Regions from separate parts of the Homo sapiens genome. Here region 2 is linked to region 1. A link is a loop called in an ENCODE intact Hi-C map of the cell type or tissue named here. Cell type or tissue: heart left ventricle. All regions are shown on one strand. Each heading gives the region's core, and the rest is flanking DNA. Links, peaks and the distances in the headings are about the cores only. Region 1 has its middle 11 kb from the start of LINC00523. Region 2 overlaps BEGAIN (brain enriched guanylate kinase associated).

The links. Peaks named below come from ENCODE experiments on the same cell type or tissue, not always from the same donor. Only the 100,000 strongest peaks of a DNase experiment are listed, where the experiment ranks them.
Region 2: it touches region 1 in a loop (6-fold over the local background); 17 of 110 quality-filtered maps call a loop at or near these places.

What each region holds. Positions count from the first base shown.
Region 1 is chr14:100,644,409-100,647,309 of GRCh38, forward strand. No RefSeq gene overlaps it. Among named protein-coding and RNA genes, the nearest start is that of LINC00523, 11 kb to the right of the region's middle. RefSeq lists an enhancer at 767-1,267. In heart left ventricle, for the core only: a CTCF peak has its summit at 1,505 (motif pointing left); a DNase peak (open chromatin) is centred at 1,473.
Region 2 is chr14:100,546,730-100,549,630 of GRCh38, forward strand. All of the region lies in intron 2 of BEGAIN (brain enriched guanylate kinase associated), which reads right to left. Among named protein-coding and RNA genes, the nearest start is that of BEGAIN, 39 kb to the right of the region's middle. RefSeq lists an enhancer at 200-329. In heart left ventricle, for the core only: no CTCF peak of the experiment used is centred there; a DNase peak (open chromatin) is centred at 1,422.

The DNA of each region.
Region 1 (2,901 bases), core at 284-2,783:
GAGCCACTGTGCCCGGCCTCATTTAGCTTGACCTCAGTGTGCTGGTCGATGCTGTCCTCACTGAGTGGGTGGCATCCCAGTGGCAGAGACAGGAAGGGGCAGGGGACTGACCAGGAAACAGATGTCTACACTGTGAATGAGTGAGAACAGCCAGGGAGAGCACAAGAGGCTTGGGGTGGAACTGCAGAGCAAAGAGGAGGCGATGAGCTTGGCCAGCGAAGGTCTGAGAAGACTGCCTGGAGGAGGGAGCTGTAAAGCTAATGACTGTGGGAACAAAACATGCACAAGGTGTTCACCATAACAGCAATAGCCACGGTAACGTGCTGCAATACAGCACTAATGGGGTGCAATGTCTCCCACTTTCCCCCCATCCTACTAAAGGGAACCTTCACGTTTAAAAAATCGTTCTTTATGCATATTTGGATTAAACCCCTCCAGGGACTTTCTACTGACTTCAAATAACATCTGCTCTGGCCTGCAAGGCCCCCATCCTCTGTCCCTTGTCTTATCTCAGACCTATTCTCTACCACTTCCTCCTCCTGTTTTCCTGGAACTCCTGGTCTTCTTTCTGTTGCACAAAAAGGCCAGATCAATGCTCACCTCGGGGCCTTTGCAATCGCTATTTCTGCACCAGGAATGATCCCTCCGCCCCGGTCTTTCCTTGCACTTCTTCAGTCTCAGCTCAAACGTCACCTCCACACAGAGGCCTTCCTTGAACACCCCCCAGAGTTGCTGCCCACTCCCAGCCATGGCCACTGCGTTGAATTGCCCTTTTAACTTTGCTTCACAGTTCTTAACACTATAGGACATTTTCTAGTGCAGCCACATCTTTGCCTGTGACACTTTGCCTAGTGACTGTCTATCCCCCTTGGTTGTAAACTTGCCAGGACAGAGACCATGCACCTCTGATGGCTGTATCTCGGGGTGCGGTGACCGGCACACAGTTACCTCTTAAGGAGAACTTATTGCAGTTGAAATCATTCTAAGCCATGCCCTAACTTCCTGGTTTTCAGCTCAGTGTAGCAGCCAGACTCCAGACAGCAGACAGAATCCACACAGTAATCTGATCAAGGCAAGTTGATAGATTATTGATTATAACGGGGCTCTGCAGTAATGAGGGACTGGGCAGTAAGGAGTGAAGGGAACTTGAAAGAACCTAGCGGTTGCAGGCATAAGGAGCAGTTGCTACCCCAGTTCTGAGATACAGCAGCCAAGGAAGACCCTCCCCCGACCAGGGCTCAGTGGGGAGGGCACAGCTGTGGCTTAGTGGATGTGGCTGTGGGCTGCACCAACAGAGCTTGCTGGAAATCCACCCTTTAGGGTGCTGGGGAGGCTGTTCATGAGGAGATATCTGCTACAAACCCACCCTAGAGAGAGCAGAGGGAAGCTGCCAACTGCGTTCACCGCACTGCTGGAGAGGCCGCCCACACTGCAGGAGTCTGCCCAGCCACCGCCCAGTACCAGGAGGGAAAATCCCTGCCTCCTGTCCTGTCTCTCCAGCGCCCTCTGCTGACAAAGCTTAATGTGGTGTCGACAGGCAAAGAAAATCACAAAGGCACCAGCTCATTTTTTAATACAACAGCCAATGCAGGGCAGATTCGGAGCTGGGAGACAATAAATTGATAACTGGCACGGTCCACCCCTTTGGCTACTCACCTTCCATGTGTACTACACACATTTGGACTCCTGTACAGCAGCAAAACATCTTTATATCTCCACCTAACAAGATGCAGCTACAGATCTTACCCATGACAGTTTCTGCCCTCTCTCTGAAACGAGGAGACATGCAGTCCAGCAGCCAGTGTTTCTGTCACTGACTATGTGAATTACTCCTCAAATTCATTTGCATTTCCACTAAATATTTTATTACCTACACACTAAACTGTGAAGTTAACTTCCAACAGTTTGGATATAAAATAAAAATGGAAAGGAGGGGAAGAAAATAATTAGTCTAGGCTGGGTGTGGTGGCTCACGCCTGTAATCCCAGCACTTTGGGAGGCTGGACCAGGTGGATCACTTGAGCCCAGGAGTTCAAGCCCAGCCTGGGCAACATAAGAAGACCCCACCTCTACATAAAGTTTAAAAAATTAGCCAGGCATGGTGGGTACTTGCCTGTGGTCCCAGCTACTTGGGAGGCTGAGGTGGGAGGATCACTTGAGCCTGGGAGGTTGAGGCTGTAGTGAGCGGTAATCACGCCACTGCACTCCAGCCTGGGCAACAAAGTGAGGCCCTGTTTCAAAAAAAATGATTAGCCTCTACAGATAAGTATGTACATAAAACAAACAAGTAGAAAATAGCTACTATGGGACTCATTTCTGTAAGGTAGTTGTGAGGTTAGAATTGATATCAATGGCTTCCTTCTTCAACTACCCATTCTACACTTCCCCTGTCCTTAGCCAGAACCTCAGCTGGCCTCTAACTAGTGGAGTGAGCCTAGTCTCCCTTCATGAAGGCTGTGAGTCCTCTGTCACCATGCACGTTTTTGGTTGCTGTACTTTTCCATTAACCATTTGCTAGGATCTGAATGTTTGCAAAATCCATACTTTAAAATCCAAAACCCCTACTAGGTGATGGTATTAGGAGGTGGGGCCTTTGAGAGGTGAGCGCTCCTCACGGGTATTAGTGCCCTTACAAATGAAATCCGGAGAGCTAGTTTCCCACTCCCACCACGTGAGGATACAGCAAGAAGATGTTGTCTAGGAGGAATCAGATCTTTACCAAACACCAAATCTGCCAGTCCCTTGATCTTGTACTTATCAGCCTCTAGAGCAATGGGAAATACATTTCTGTTATTTATAAGACACTTAGTTTATGGTATTTTGTTATAGCAGCCAAGATGGGCTAAGACAGAAAATTGTTATGGAGAAGTAGAGGTGCTGCTGTAACACATACCTAAAAAT
Region 2 (2,901 bases), core at 279-2,778, 98 kb before region 1:
AGCCGGGGCGTGCCGCACTAACACGCGAGTACCGGCGCGCGCGCGCGCGCGCACACACACACACACACACACACACACACACACTCACACACACCCAGCCTCCCGGGCGTCACTGAAGACCATGGCGCCCCAGAGTCAGGGACTCTGACCCTGAGCCAGTCTGGCCTGGGCGGTTCCTCAGACTCCACCAGTGTCCCTCACACAGGTAAATCCCAGGTGGTGGCTGGAGGAGTCTTTGACCCCAGAACCTGGCCAGTGTGTTGGGGGCGGTTTAAAGGACCCAGGTACAAAGAGCACCCATCAGCACCCAGGCTATCACAGAGCTGGCCCTGGGTGGCACAGGTGACTGGGGCCCTCACTCCTGCTCCTCCACAGTGCTAGGTTGGGATGGCTGAGGCCCAGAGTCAGCAGTGCCATGCCCAAGACCAGACCTGCTTTCCCCAAAATGGCTGTGTGGCCCTGGGACCCTGGGTCACTTCTCTGGGCCAGAGAGATGTTTGGTGGCAATGTCCCATGCCCGGGCAGTGTCTGCCACCATGGCCAATGAGGCTGCATGCAGCACGGGAAACCTGGCAAGGTCCTGGCCTGCTCAAGTTCCCCTTCCTCCAGGAAGCCTTCCAGAAACCCAGACAATTCTTGAGGCTCTATTTTCTTCCCCCAGAATGGGGTCTCCTGGAGGGTAGGACCCCAGGATGCAGAGCCCCACATGCTCAGGAAACAGAGACCCACTATGACCCACTCTTCCGAGCCACCTGCCAACAATTCACCTGAACTAAAGCTGTGCAAAGGCAGGAGGGTAGTGTGGGGGCCTCCAACAGGGATGGCTCGGAGCTCCCCAAGGCAGGGGCTGCACTTCCGGTTGTCTGGGTCAGAGTGGGGTCAGCAGCCAGCAGTTCTTTCCTTGCAATGGGTGCACAGCCCAGGGGCTATCTGGGACCAACATCTTTTGGATTGTGTTGCTGTGAGATGGGGACGGGACAGGCAGAAGTCCCGGGTGTCATGAAGGAAACTTGAGGTGTGGGAGAGGGCCTGGAACCCTGACTCTGCCCAGATGTGCTGTGGGACCTTGGGCAAAAGCCCGCGTTCTTGTGATATTCCCGACCCAAACCCAAGCGAGGGGAGTAGAGGGCAGGCAGGAGGCTCCCAGTCCCCCTGGGGCCACCACTGTCCCCCAGCCCCGAGCAGAGGCATCTTCTGTCTGGGCCCCGTGAGTAAACCGCATGTGGCACTGCGGGCACACACCCAGCAAGCCTCCAGGAAGCACTCTTGGATTCCTGCCCAGGGCTATATTTTTAAAAACAAATAAAAATAAAGCGTCGCTTACGTTTTTGAGAACCTCAGAGAAGGGCAGGGCGGGTCTTCCCAAGAGTCAGTCACCACAAGAGGAAGTAGAGTAACAAGCAAAGAGGGAAGCCCTGAGGCAAAGTGCCACAGCTGCCCACGTGGGTCTGCCTCCGGGAGCGCTCTCTGGGACAGTGCTCAGGCCTCCTTCCACCTCCTCCAGGCAGCCTTCCGTGGCTGCCCCACTTCTAGCACTCTATAGCTACAGGTCCCAGGCTGCTTCCCACACAGACCTGTCCTCCCCAGGGAGGTGGTGAACTTCCTGGGGACTCCTATGCCATCCTGGGCTCCTAGGGCAGGCACAATGGGCTGCACAGCAGCCCCTGAAGTCGACTGTTCCCTGCAGGGGCTCCTGGTGTACCCACAGCCCTCGGGAAGAGGTGAGGGCGTCATCCATCCACCCACGTGGCCACCTCAGCCCCGAGTCCTCACCCCTTCTCCAGCCACACCCCAGGCCTCACTGAGCAGCCTTAGGTCCTTGCTATTCTGAGACCTGCACCCCTAGCTCACTGTGCCCCCTCACCCAGCCCTGCCCCTTCTGGGCACCCTGAGGTCCCTACCCTCACCTCTCAGAGCAAGCAACCTGTCTGAGACCTCACAGCCAGGAGTAAGACAAACCCTGCCCCTGCCCCGGGAGCCTGCGGTCCAGAGGGGAGGCAGACAATGAGCTAGGCAGGGATTCTCCACGGGGCAGGTGTGGGAGGGGAGGACGAAGGGGCTATGGGGTGGGCTCGGGGCAGACATCTCACAAGTCAGGCAGCTTCACAGAGCCTCAGTTTACCCCTGGCCTTTGGATGGCCTTCCAGATACAGCAGTCAACTCCCTGTTCCACCAGCCCTTAAATACTGCTCCCCCTCCCCAAGTCCTTCACACCCAACCACCTGCTACACCCAACCAATCTTTGGGCTAGCAGTGCCCCCAGCCCCTGACTCTCACACCCCTCTCTGCCTCAGTGTCCGCTTGCTGCAGGCATCGGGCCATGGACACGCACCCCGTCCCCAGGCATAGCTGATGCCCCGCACTTGGCCGCCCCAGGGTTCCTGCCACGTCTTTCCCCACCTCTGCTGGTCCGGCGATCACACCACAGGCCCCTCCCGACCTCGCCCGGGCTGTTCCCTGGGGCCCCGGTTTGCACCTGCACCCCTGCCCTGCATGCTCAGACCAAATCCCCTCCAAGCCAGCTGCACAGGGACCCCTCCCAGGTTTCCATCTGACTCCAGCGGGGTGTCTGTCAGGCTCCATACCCTCACCACGTCCAGCCACCCACCTATGGCCCTCAGGCATCTCCACACCCAACCCGTCCAATGCAGCCACATCCACCACACCTTCACTGCCCTCCACGTTCCCCACCCGGGGGGTGGGCATGGTGACCCCTCTTTACCCCTCACAGCCCTGTCACTAAGTCCTGGGGGTTCAGCTTCTCACACCTCTGAACGTGTCCCCTCTGCCCAGTCCAGGCTGTGTACCTAGGGTCTGCGGTCACCCGGGTAGTACCTCCTTCCCTGTCCAGTGTTCCCCACACCGGGCAATAACCCGAGCCCTGCCACGGCAGCCTGTCTC